Linked DNA regions of Homo sapiens: region 1 is linked to region 2. A link is a contact called in ENCODE Hi-C or POLR2A ChIA-PET data. All regions are on one chromosome and are shown on one strand. Each heading gives the region's core, a stretch centred on a gene start or an enhancer-like site at or near the end of the contact. The rest is flanking DNA. Distances are from core to core; before and after follow the strand shown.

Region 1 (7,020 bases), core at 3,739-6,238, 200 kb after region 2:
CCCTGAGGATGTACAAATACTAATCCCCGCTCTCAAGGAGCTTTCTATCCAGTAGAAGGAAAACAGGTGTAACTTTAAGCACACATAAAATCCACATGTAACTTTAAGCAGAAAGAAGAGAGAGAGATAAGGCCAAGGAGAGTTCAGAGGAGAGTGATTCCTTTTGGCTGGGGGAAACTCCAGCAGGCTTCACGGAGGAGGTGGAACTGCCCTGCAGGATCTGGAGCTAGAAGGAAAGTGCATTCTAAGTGAGGGACAAAGGCAAGTGTTGTGAAAGCCATGAGCATGTGCAGGAAAGGGCAGGCAGTTTGGTTCACCCGAAGCAGAGGCACCATGAAGATCTGGAAGGGTGTAGACTGGAATCAGAAGGTTAGCTTTCAGGCTCTGGATTTTGAATTTTATGCTGGAGGCAACTGAAAGCTACTGAAAAATTTAAAGCGGGGCATGATATGATCAGATATGTGCCTTAGTATTTCAGAGGGATTAAGATGATCTCTTCCTCCTTCGAGGGTGTAAAATGCATTGTTCTGCCTCTGTGGTATTTCACTGCCTTTTGCTTCATAATACGGTTATTTTGTATGCTTATTTTTTTATATTCTCCACCCCAACTTGACTTGGCCTAATGGAAGACAAAAATGGTTTCAGTGCGAGCATGCTGTCTTACATGCGGTGGCATTCAATAGATATTTACTTAATGAATATGCAATGTCCACTTAAAATCATTTATGAATGAATAAGGAAAGAAGGTGGGAAGGTGCAAAAGAAAAAACACACAGGAGTAATATAAATAAGCTGGATGAATTCAGGTATTCCGTTCAGCCTTTAGATTCTATGTCTATGCCTAAGTGTTCACTATTCTGAATGACAGACATCTAGAGGAAAAAAATGCAGTCATAAAGGAGAATGTTTAAAGTTACTTAAGATGCTATATGAAGTGTACGTGAGGAATATTGTCCCACATCCTATGTTCTCAAAAGAACTGACTATCGGGGGACCCCCAGTATAAAGCGACTATTATTATCAAGAGAGGCCTGTTTAATGCTTAGCACCTAGAACATGAAATCAGAAAGTCCAGCCTAACCCTTGGCCTTGTTCCCTGACTTCCCATGGGATCTGGAAGGTGGGGAAAAGAGACAGACCATTCAACCTTTCAGGCCCTTGGGTTTCTTATTTTAAAAGAGGGGACTAAGTACTTTAAATACTGCAAAGAAAGGGGCTCTGCCTCCAAATCAAGAAAGAACAAAACACTCCATTGGGAGGGAAGTCAGTTCAGGAATCGAGTGGCAGGTCCCATAGCTCACTACAGCTAATAATGTTCACACTGCTTGTTTTCTTTGTATAACACTGCCTTTGCTTTTGAAGCTCTTTCATGTCTATTATCACACCTCATCACTTTGTCTGGCTAGCATAAGAGGAAACTGAGGCAAAAGGAGATTTAATGACTTGCCCAAGGTCCCCCAGGACTAGGGAAAGGAGCCGGGTTCCTGACCCTCAGACGAGGCTCTCTCCACTCATCTCAAGGCCTTTGTAGGGGCAGCAAGTTTCCGCAGGGGTGACCAGTGATAGCTACTGCCCTCCTGGCAGTTGTGCTTGGGGTGGGCCCCTCCATTTGGTCCAGGCCTGAGTGATTAAGCGCTTTATCATGGCCAAGGGCAATACATGGGAAGCTGAACCTTGGAGGATCTGAGCAGCTGGTGTGGCTTACCCGAGGGAGGGCGTGGGAAAGGAAAAGCAAAACTTAGCACCACTTGCAACTGCACAGGCTCCCAAGCCACACACTGCACAGCCCAGTTTAGTGTGCATGGTGCAGAGCTGACTGTGACTGGAATCAGCCCATTTTCTGATCTGAGTTTCCTTCCCTCTTACTGCAAAGCCCTCCAGTCAGTTAGGCAACAACATGTATCACAAGCCACCAGTATTTAATCTAGCCCTATTTTTGGAGCTGGTTTGGGGTGTTTGCCTTTTCTTCTTCTTTTTTTAAATGAAAAAAATGTTGAAAATTCAAACTATATGCATGTGTATAGAATACAAAGTTAAAACTCTTGCCTTCAAATTTCACTCTAAAGGGGTAACTATTGTCAATATAGTCTTTTTCTTTCAAACTTCCATATCCTCTTCTGGCCTTTGCAAATATACAATCATATACACGTGCACGTATATGATGTGCATGCATCTTTTAAACAAATGGAATCATATTTGCATATGGTTCTGCAATTGCATTTTTCACTCAATAATAAACATATCACAAGTAACCACCCTTGCCCATACAGAGGGTTAGTGTATTTTTATAATTTTAATTTTTCATTTTGAAATTCTTAAAATTTATAGGAAAAAAACCAAAAAGGGCAACATGAAACAATACCTAAAGTCAATTTTGAAAATTTGTAAATTTCTGCAATTTCTTTCCTTCTCCCCAGTGGACTTCCCCCAAACCTTCCTGGGAGTCATTGCAGGACCAACTTCAGAACACACAGGGGAGGGGAAAGAGAAAAACCCAACCAAATGTTATCTGCCTGTTGCAGGACTTTCCAACAAATAGCCCAGGCAGGCTGTGTACTGAGAGATCAGCCCAGAAGATGAGCCTGCAGAATCGTAAGGCCCCTCATACAGCACCCATTCTCCTTGGAGGATAGTCTCAGGTGAAATGGGGCAGTGGCAAGTTCAGTGAGTGTGCAATGCTTGAAGATAGTTTTGCCTTCTGGAAATCTAGGGCCAACGGTTTGCACAGGCAGCTGCCTTGCTCAAATGCAGGAAACTTGAGTTCCTTTCTCACCAGAATGTTCTTTTTGCAGATTCTGCCGGGGCCACCCACAGTGTGTGGCTAACCCTGATAGCTGTCCTGTGTCCCAGCGGGAGTGTGTGTTATTCCTGACTCAAGGGCAGGGCAGAGACCTACTGCCTAGACCTGAGCCCAGGTCTGGGCTGCTATCTAGTACAAGCAGATGGTGAGAGGCAGAGAGAGCACAGGGCAGCTAGAGAGAGTGCTAGAGGAAAGGAGGGTGAGGGCATGCTTCTTCTTTGATAGGTTTTCTGAAGACTGGGGAAACAGCATTTTGGCTGTGATCTGACCCCACAGTGGTAAATGTTTTGACTCCTTCTGCTACATTTAGAACACTGACTACTTCTGTATGTGCACAACGGTGTTCCAGGTCCTTTAGACGCACTAATTTACCCCTCACAGTCACCCTATGCAAGAGTGCTATATTTTCCCCACTACACAGATGGGGGAAGTGAAGCACAGGAAGCTAAATAACTTACCTAGGGAGTAGCAGATATGGGACTTGAACCTACGTACTCTCTGGCTCCAAAGCCCTTGTATCTAGCCATCACATTATGTTGCCTTCTTTATGATTTGTAGAGATGGGGCCTTGCTCTGTCACCCAGGCTGGAGTACAGTTGCAGGATCGTAGCTTACTGCAGCCTTGAACTCCTGAGCTCCAGCAATCCTCCAGCTTCAGCCTCCTGAGTAGCTAGGACTACAGGCACACTACAGGGTCTGGCTCTAGTTGCTTTCTTAGACTAGTATGGTGTTTCTTAAAATGTATTACAATTTTTATTTATTTATTCTTTTTATTTTCTTTTTTGAGACAGCGTCTCACTCTGTCACCCAGGTTGTAGTGCAATGGCGTGATCTCGGCTCACTGTAACCTCTGCCTCCTGACTTCAAGCAATTCTCCTGCTTCAGCCTCCAGAGTAGCTGGGATTACAGGCATGCATCACCACGCCTGGCTAATTTTGTATTTTTTTTAGTAGAGATGGGGTTCCATCTTGTTGGTCAGGCTGGTCTCAAACTCCTGACCTCAGGTGATCCACCCTCCTTGGCCTTCCAAAATGTTGGGATTACAGGCATGAGCCACCGCGCCTGGCCTCAGATGTATTACAATTTAATAGGTATATATTGAAATGGGTTCCATGCCATGTATTTTGGAAAGCCCTAGTTCACACAATGATAAGCAGACTTCTTTCACGCAAGACTTCTCAGGGTCTTTCCTGCACTAAGATACATTTATGATCTGGCAAGAGGCTTGTGGCTTGCAGCATTTCCCCAAATTATTTGCACATAAAAATATTTTCCGAGGAACATCTCATGAGATCATTGTTCTGCTGATCACACTTTGAGTGAATGCTGGCAAAGGGAGTTATTAGGAACAGGGCTTAAGTTCTGGTTCTTGCCATTTAACTGTGTGACTTTTGGAGTTGCTTAATTGGAGCCTGCGTCCTCATCTGCAAAAATGGGAGTGGCAACAGTCTCTACATCTCATGGAACTATCTGAGGATGAAATGCATATGTAAAGTGCTTAAAATTGTGCCTGCCTCCAAACATTCAATAAATGTGACCTCTTATAATGATTATAAAGAATACCAAATAATTTAAGAAAGGAACTATGAGAATTCAATTAAAAGGGGCAGAGAATCACTGTAAATACTATAATTTCTGAGTGATCTTCACTAACAACAGTGAAGCTCCTGTGAGAAAAACATAAAAAAATTCTTCCATGAAAGAAAATCCTAAACCATCACAGAGTACAATATTATTCTAAAGAAGGAAAAAACAAGGGAAAATATTTTTTTAAAAATAGTTCAGACAGAAAGTATCTTTGGCAAAGAGGATCTTCTGATAACATAACAGATGCAAATGAAAGACAGGGCTGATTTCCTGGGCGCTAAACCAAGTGGAGGAGTTCTCACAAGGGAAAGAGCCAGGTGCTGACCCCCTCTGCACTGGGGAAAGGAGGAAGATACAAACACACTTTCTTGCGGGGGGTAGATTCTCATCACTGAACTGAAAATGGCTTGGCATCAACAGGATGTCTTCCTGTTCCCATCTTATGAAGTGACTCATACATCTGCCATTTCACTTGCAGGAACTGTGGGAGAAGAACTAGGAGTCTGTTCATTAGGAACCCTGGCTCCACAAAGGCACTCCCTCCCAGCCTGACACAACGCCCACCTCTTCTTCCGGTTGTGCCTGCCAAGCGTGAGAGTGTACAACAACCAAAGCAAAACAAAAATCCCAACCCCCGAACCAAGCAGCAGGCAGGGAGAATGTTGCAGTAGAAGGCTACTGCTTCCTGATGCTAACGTGGACGCCAAAGGCACAGCCCACAGTTCCAGAACCCACACCACAGCACCTGAAACAATTTGCTCTCAGTGGGCCAGGGCAGCTCTAAACACTAGACTGCTTCCTGTTGTGCAGCTATGTAAATGAACCCTGTGCTGGGGCCACGGCCCAGCTGCACTGTGTGGCAGGGATGCGTGAGTAATGGAGTCACCAGGGCAGCCTCTCAGTGGAACATACTTGTGCAGCCTGCAGGCTCAGCCTCACGATGCCAACCCCAGGAGCAGTGACCCCCTCACAGGGCACACCTCTGCCAGGAAAACCATCCATGTGGTGGGGACAGACAGTTCCTTGGTAAGAACCGTCTGGATCCAGGAACCTCAGCAGATAGGGACTGAGTTGGGGGATGATTAAAACCTAGGGGAGTGGGCTCCAGACTGAACTCGGAGTGGTTTCCTTGGGTCATTTCTAATCTGCTTCAGTTTCCTCACGTAAGATGAGAGGGACCCACCTCTTAGGACCTCATTTGTGCAAGCACCAAATGTGTGTGCCTGCTAATGTCCACAGCAACACTGGAAAAGAAGTATCTCATTTTGCAGATGTGTAAACTGAGGGTTGGAGGAGTGAGTGAGCATGGCCAACATCATATAGGTACTAAAGTTGTGCAGCCTGAATATAAACCAAGAATTGTGGATATTCAGATGTGTCCACTCCTGAAATTCCACGTAGGCTGCTAAGCTTCCTTAAAATGATGTTTGCAACTAAAACCAAGTCTTAATTTTCTATATAAGTAGTACTCATTAGGTAAATTATCTACTGCAAATTAAAAATCATACTTTCATCAACCCTTCTTGGGCTACTTAGTCTTTTGCATTGCCAAATGGCCTGTGCTTAGGGGATTATAAATGGATTTTGAAACTAGCTAAAGCAAAGTCTAATTATAATTCTCATAATTAATCATTATAAAAATAAATCATTAATATAATTCCATGGCCAAATATAAATGATTTCTGTTCTAAGGCAATACCTCATTTATTGGCCTGAAGAAAGTTGGTTCTGAAAGATAAACAGTCACATGGATGGTAAGAAGAGCTCTGGGCCCAGGGTCAAGAAACCGAGGGTCTATCTAGGTTCAGCTGTTAGTTGGTTAACTGTGTAATTTATGCAAGTTACTCAATCCCCTTCCCTTTCCCTTTCTGCATCAGTAAAACAAAGAGCTTGGACTAGATCAGTGTTTCCTCCTCTTTTCAATATGAAGACTTTCTTTTTTTTTTTTAAATGTATAAGCACTAGCTTTTCCCTGCTCCAAAGATAGCTGTCTTTTTGGAGCCTACTGGTTATGAAAATACATAATAACAAGAAATTAACAAAAATGTTCTCTTTATTAATTGCAACAACATCTTCATATACTTTAACAAGAGTGGTGCCATTACATTTAAGACATTGTTACTCAGTTTATTGTCAATATGTGGCCCCTGTAAACAAGGGCTCACCCTTTGCAATAAACTGTCCACTCCCCTTACCATTCCTTGCCTGCACACTTTGAACCTTTGCATTAAATGGCCTCTAAGATTCTTTTCAGTGTCAAGCTTTATTATAAAAGCTTTTCTTTTCCTTTTTTTTTCTGTCACCCAGGCTGGAGTTCAGTGGCACGATCATGTCTCACTTCAGCCTCAACCTCCCAGGCTCAGATGATCCTCCCACCTCAGCCTCCTGGGTAGCTGGGACAGGTGTGCGCCACCATGTCAGGCTATTTTTTGTTTGTTTTTTGGTAGATATGGGGTTTCGTCATGTTGCCCAGGCTGGTCTTGAACTCCTGGGCCCACCTCAGCCTCTCAAAGTGCTGTGATTACAGGTATGCACCACTGTGCCCAGCCCTATTAGCAAATTATTTCTAAGAAACTACATACCAGATTTCAATTTTTTTTGTTTTGAACAATAAAGCAAATTATCAGTTAGTG
Region 2 (6,556 bases), core at 44-2,543:
CTCCGCCTCCTGAGTTCAAGAGATTCTCCTGCCTCAGCCTCCCGAGTAGCTGGGATTATAGGCATGTGCCACCACACCCAGCTAATTTTGTATTTTTAGTAGAGATGGGGTTTCTCTATGTTGGGCAGGCTGGTCTCAAACTTCTGACCTCAGGTGATCCGCCTGTCTTGGCCTCCCAAAGTGCAGGGATTACAGGCGTGAGCCACTGTGCCTGGCCTTACCTGTTATTTTCTATACTCCTATATCATTTGCATTTTTTAAAAACAAGCACGCACTTCTTTTCCCATTAAAAAAAGAACCGTAATATTTTTTCATGACCCTGTCCCAGAAAACTCTTCTGTACTCACATGGCTAACTCAAACACTGTGGTGTACACTGCTGAGGGAGCTAGTTGTCTCTCTTTTTGAAAGAAAATTAAAAGGAAGAGGAAAGTCCATATTTATTTTCCTTTGTACTCTTGTAGAGGTCATCTAATCGGAAGTGTTCCAAGCTGCTTTAAAGCCCCTCTCCTCTTTAAAGTGGTTTACAAACATTAGCTCAGCACCCTTCAGGGCCTCATAGTGAGGCGGGCTCATATAAGAGGCTAGTGAGTCATAAGGAAGTGGCAGCTGTGGTTGCCATGTCAGTGGTCCTAATAACACCCCTAACATGTGTCTCTGGCTGTACTGTGCTCAAAGGGCTTTCTCCTGCATTATCTGGTGTAACCCTTCTATGACCCTTGGGAAGTCAGGTCAGTACTGCTATTCCTTTATTATATAACAGATGGAGAAATCTATAATATAGGTTCTGGAAAGTGAAATGATAAGCCCAAGATGGGGAGGCCAGTCAGCATGAGGGTTTCACATCACTTATATGTCAATTACTGCACAGCACAAAAGAGAGGATCACTAATGTCAAACCTCGTATAACATAACTTTGACATTGGGGAGGTAGGAGAGGGAGAAGAGCAAACAGTCTTTCTGCCTAATCTGCCCCTTTTTTTCTTTCCTCCCTTCTTTCTTTCTATCCTCCCTCCTTCATTCCCTCTCTGTTTCTACTCCATTGGGAAAAGAAGAGGTGAGGAAGAGGACCCTATTAGAGAAGTAAACAGATCATCACAATTCAGCAGCCAAGTTTTATGCAAATTTAAATTATGCCACAGATTTGAAGCAATGTGCCAAAATATATTAATCAAGTCTCATTTATATGCAAATATTGAAGAAAAGAGAAGCTTCTCACACTGTAAATTAGTCGAGTTTCTCCAGTTCAATACAGGAAGGCTGAGTGACTTGCAGGTGGTGTTCACACTTTTGCCACATGGGGACGCCACCACCGTTGGTAGCCGGACATACTGGCACTCCGTCAGGGTGGAATATGTGAGCATTGCATAACACAAAGTTTCACTCACCCTCATCACTCAGCTTGAAAGGACCATTAACACAGTTTTCTCTCCCATTAAACTAAATTCCTCAAAGGCAAGCTTAGACTTATTCTTTTAAACCCCATCTCCTAGACCAGTGTCTGACATATAGTAACTTACCATTAAGATTTTTTTCTATTAAAAGTATTCTTTTTTTCTTTTCTTTTCTTTTCTTTTTTTTAAGACAGAGTCTTACTGTGTTGCCCAGGCTGGAGTGCAGTGGCGTGATCTCGGCTCCCTGCAACTTCCGCTTCCTGGGCTCAAGCGACTCTTGTGCCTCAGCCTTCCAAAGTGCTGGGATTAGAGGTGTGAGCCACTGTGCCCAGCCTTAAAAAGTATTCTTAACACAAAAAATTTCAAATATATCCCAAAGTACAGACTATAATATAATGAATTCCCTTGTACTCATTATCCAGCTTCAACACCTACCAACTCATGGTCAATCATCTGTCCTCTATATACCCTATTTCTTAGAATCAAATACACAAATGTAAATATTTTGGTGTAAGACACTGTAAAAAAGAAAAGAAAAGGAATGTAATTGCTAGGCCTCTCTCACTGACTTTAAAATACCTGGGTGGGTGGCGGTGGGCAGAGTGGAGAGAAGGAGCATTTTTCTAGAGGTCGCAGCGTTTTGTGGAACAATTTCCTGTAATGGGAAAAATTGAGACGGGTAAGAGGAAGGAATAATGATTATTACATGCCAAGTGTTGTGCATTATTATTTAATTTCACCTTTCTGGGAGATAGAGGTATGACGTACCCATTTTAAAGATGAGGCTCAGAGATGTTGAGTGCTGTATCTTCAGCAAAGCTGGGATTGGAACCCAGCTGTGTGTGGCTTCAAGGTCTGTATTCTCCACCCTCTGATAGGACGAACTTGCAATGCATATCAAACCAAATCCACCCATGGTTTGAGGCTCTCCCTCCCGCCCATGTACCTAAATCCAGCTTCATTCATAGGGCCTTGGGGGACAAGCCCCTGAGGGTTACTCCAGCCCTTTGGAGAAGGGAGGGTTTCCATGCCCAGAGTGTCAAAGGGGAATTCAGTTTCTTATTCAACAGAGCTCATTTCCTCTTGTTGCTTGTCCTAAGAAAATGACTGCCTGGAGTCCCAGAGAATTTGTAAGTAAATTTGTAGGCCAAGAGTGGTGGCTCCCACCTGTAATCTCAACACTTTGGGAGGCTGAGGTAGGAGGATTGCTTTTATCAAGGAGTTTGAGACCAGCCTGAAAAACACAGCAAGACCTGTCTCTACAAAAAAAAAAAAAAAAAAGAAAAAAAAATTAGCTGGGCGTGGTGACACACATCTGTAGTCCCAGCTGCTCGGGAGGCTGAGGCATCAGAATTGCTTGAGCCTGGGAGTTTGAGGCTGCAGTGAGCCATGATCATGCCACTGCACTCATCCTGGGTGACAGAGTGAGACCGTGTCTCTAAATAAATAAATAAATAAATAAATAAATAAATAAATAAATAAATAAAAAGTTGTAAGGGATTAAGCAATAAAACACACATACACTGGTTAGGATAAACCGTTTGTGGGAAAAATCTAAGAGATTGTGTTTAAGTGTGTTCTTGAATAGATTAGACTGGGTTTGATTGAGACTCTAAGGAAATAAACCAAGCCTCAATTACTTTTAGGGGAAGGAGACCCCATTGTAAGAGAAGGAAGCTGACCAGCCATGGCAGCTTGGAAAATGACAAGTCTCAGGGGCAAATGCTGGCAAGGCCTGTCCATTCAGTGTCCAGGCAAGAAGAAAGCTTGGCAAGCAGACCTGAGCAAAGAGGTTTGCCAGGCAAAGCAAACCCTCTAGTGGGTAAGAGCGCTTTGAGCAATTCAGCCGAAAGATAGGTCTTCTATTCAACCTTTGCCACAATTCCTTGCTCGCTCTTCTGGATAATTTGGCTTCTTGGGTATTCGTTTTTCAACAGGGAAAGAACAAAGTGCTCTGGCTTGTGTGAACTTCCAGTACTCTCGAAAGCTGATTTTCTCATTATAAATGAATAAATTGGCGTTCTGGTTATAACTTGGCTTCTCCAGTAATTTGCCTCCAGGGAGAGAATGGACTGATCTCCGTACTAGAGTGTTCTGTCTGCTTGCCAGCTTAACTTCGCTTTGTAAGCGAATAAATGGGCCTCCTGTAGTTATATATCGGCCTCTCAGGGGTGCCTGGTTAATGCCTGGTTTCCTGGGGAAGAAGGACCAGGTGAGAAGTGCCAACAAACAGGTCTCCTGGCCTGCAGGAGAGCAGGCTCCTCAAGTGGAGAAATCATCAAGGCAATGAATGCGGTCTCCTGGGGTCTCTTGGGAGAGAGCTGGTGTCTGAACCACAGTGACACGTGGCCTTAACACGAGGAACTGAACCTTCATGCCCCAAAGGAAGCAAGTTTGGATCCTTTAACCCCTAAGCAGGTTATTCCAGCTCAGTGAGAAGAATCCCTACTTTATTCCCATTGGCATGAGACGAAGAGGTTCTTGGAAGCAAAACTTTGCCATGTCGCTCCTTCCTTTAAAATCCCTTGACAGCCTCTTATTACTTGGAGTATAAAGTCCAAACTCCTTGGCAAGACTTGCCTTTGTGACAGGAAAAATAAAAAAATTATTACTACATGATTTCATCAAATCAAATCCCCTTATAGCTGTAAGGTGTTTTATTATGTGAAGTGCTAATTAATACTGTTGATGAAACTATGATATCCCATTGATCATAAAACACATCCAATTTCAAATAGACTAAAATATGAAAAATATTCAAATCTGAAAGTCACTAAAATATGGTATTTAAAATGAAAGCTGAGAGTTATAATTTTTCCCTTTTAGGGGAGAGATACAATTCACTTTAAAGAAAAATAATTCTGGCTAGGTGTGGTGGCTCACACATGTAATCCCAGCACTTTGGGAGGCTGAGGTGGGCAGATCACTTGAGGTCAGGAGTTTGAGACCAGCCGGGCCAACATGGCAAAACCCCATCACTACTAAAATTACAAAAATTAGCCTGGCGTGGTGGTGGGCACCTGTAATCCCAGCTACTCGAGAGGCTGAGGCAGGCGAATAGCTTGAACCTGGGAGATGGAGGTTTCAGTGAGCCGAGATTGCACCACTGCACTCAAGTCTGGGTGACAGAGCGAGACTCCATCTCAAAAAAAAAAAAAAAAAAAGAATTCTGTTATTTAGGAAAACACGGTGATGGATTTTACATTTTTGAGGAGGTATGGCCTATATGCTTAGGCTTGGATAAGTGAGAACAAGTGAGAGAGACAGAGAGAAAGAGAGAGAGAGCGAGAGAGAGAGGAATTGCTCTATACGGTAAGGAACTAGAGCTTTCCTTGCTGCCAGAACAGTGGGGATGGGGAGATGTGAGGAAGGTCTAGCTTCAGAGTAGTATTCTCTAGAATTACTTGGGAGTTTTCACATGCATGCCCAGCTGGCCCCACTTTCATAGATTCAGACTAAAATGATTTGAGATGAGTACTGGGAATTGTTTTTTTTGGCAGCATCTCGCTCTTGTTGCCCAGGCTGGAGTGCAATAGCATGATATTGGCTCACCACAACCTCCACCTCCCGGGTTCAAGAGATTCTCCTGCCTCAGCCTCCTGACTAGCTAGGATTACAGGCATGTGCCACCATGCCCAGCTAATCTTGTATTTTTAGTAGAGACGGGTTTTCTCCATGTTGGTCAGGCTGGTCTCGAACTCCCGACGCAGGTGATCCACTCGCCTCGGCCTCCCAAAGTGCTGGGATTACAGGCGTGAGCCACTGCGCCTGACCTGGGAATTGGTCTTTTTAAAAGCTTCTAGGAGATTGTAACTGGTGAGACGGAGGAGGTGGAGGGAGGTCACAGGTGCTTAAGAAGATAAAGCTGGCTGGTAAGAACCTTCCTATGGTGGAGGTGGCCTATGCAAGTTGGGGCCGCCACGGTCAGTGTTTAACTGTAAGTGGTTTTCTGTCTGTGCTGTGGCCTTCTTTGGCTCTCTCAAGCCTGCAGTGTGAGCTGGCCATCCCAGCACTCGGACGTTACTGGTGTTTTGGGGAATGGAGGAAGTGAGTTGCTGCCCAGAAAGGAAGATGCAGAGGACAGACTTCAGGGGCCGACTGCAGCAGCAGAGCTGAGAGCAGCGAGGGACAGAGGATCAGGGCCACAGAGCTCAGAGCCGGGAGAGCACCACCTCGCCTTAACCCCAGAACCACACCAAATCTTCAGGGATACTGGGCTTCCCGCTGTTGGTGGCATGGCTGTTTCAGCTTTTCCATTTGAATATTGAATGAAAGGATCATGCCTAAGGGCTTGAGGAACTGGGGACATTCAGAACCAACAGTGGTTTCATCATGTGTTTTATGATCTGGTTCCTGCCCACCTATCCTACCCACTCCACACCTATGGCCTCACCCTCACCTCTATCCTGGGCTGCTTGAAATAGCTATTCACCCTTAAAGACTCAGCCCAAGGTTTACCCGCTCTGAGAAACCTTTTCTTCCCCTCCCCTGTCTTTCACCCCGCTGGATGATTTCCTCCTGCTGCTCCGATGGATCACTGGCAGGCCTCCCAGCATGCCGCCGTTCTGGGTTGAATTGTGTCCCCCCAAAAGATAAGCTGGAATCCTAACCCCTGGTGCCTTATGTGACCTTATCTGGAGATAAGGTCTTTATAAATGTTATCAAGTTAACATGAGGTCATGAGGGTGAGCTCTAATCCCATAGGACTGGTGTCCTTATACAAAGGGAGAAATCTGGGCACAGAGACAGACATGCACAGGGAGCAGGCCATGTGAAGATTAGAGTTGAGGTTTCCACAAGCCAAGGAACTACCAGAAGTAGGGGAGAGGCCTGGAGCAGATCCCTCTCCGGCTCCGCCAGAGGGGAGGAGTAGAGTACACCAAGAGAATAATTAACAGGGGAACCTGGCTAATTCCAGAAAGCTTTTCCAGGAAAGTGATGTTTGAGCTGAGCAGAGACGAATGGCCCTGCTGACACCTTGGTCTTGAACTTCTAGCCCGCAGAATGGTGAGATAGTAAAATTCTGTTTTTCTAAGCCATTCAGTCTGTGGTACTCTGTTATGGCAGGCCTAGCAAATTTATACAGCCTCTGACATGTCAGTGACTTCATGTTTTTAGGTCTGTTACCCCAACTAAGCTATAAACCCCTCAAAAGCAGAGACT

Evidence for each region. Hi-C counts contacts between places; a loop is a spot of excess contacts on that map. ChIA-PET counts read pairs that join two places held with the same protein, here RNA polymerase II (POLR2A). Pooled maps may share reads with other maps.
Region 1: a loop to region 2 is called in a pooled map, with 6 times the contacts of the local background. The contact joins two enhancer-like sites. A Hi-C loop is called at or near these places in 4 of 168 maps with a recorded cell type or tissue (Caco-2, KBM-7, Panc1 and 1 more) and 8 of 50 pooled maps. POLR2A ChIA-PET finds 5 or more read pairs at or near these places in 5 of 52 experiments (A549, MCF 10A, OCI-LY7 and 2 more).

What each region holds. Positions count from the first base shown.
Region 1 is chr1:67,731,288-67,738,307 of GRCh38, forward strand. All of the region lies in intron 2 of GNG12 (G protein subunit gamma 12), which reads right to left. Among named protein-coding and RNA genes, the nearest start is that of GADD45A, 50 kb to the left of the region's middle. RefSeq lists a silencer at 2,763-2,882 and an enhancer at 4,859-4,938. Within about 2 kb of position 4,989, at least 36 of the 41 ENCODE cell types and tissues checked have a DNase peak (open chromatin) inside an H3K27ac peak, as active enhancers do.
Region 2 is chr1:67,534,283-67,540,838 of GRCh38, forward strand. No RefSeq gene overlaps it. Among named protein-coding and RNA genes, the nearest start is that of LINC01702, 15 kb to the left of the region's middle. RefSeq lists an enhancer at 1,204-1,498 and a silencer at 5,053-5,235. Within about 2 kb of position 1,294, at least 3 of the 41 ENCODE cell types and tissues checked have a DNase peak (open chromatin) inside an H3K27ac peak, as active enhancers do.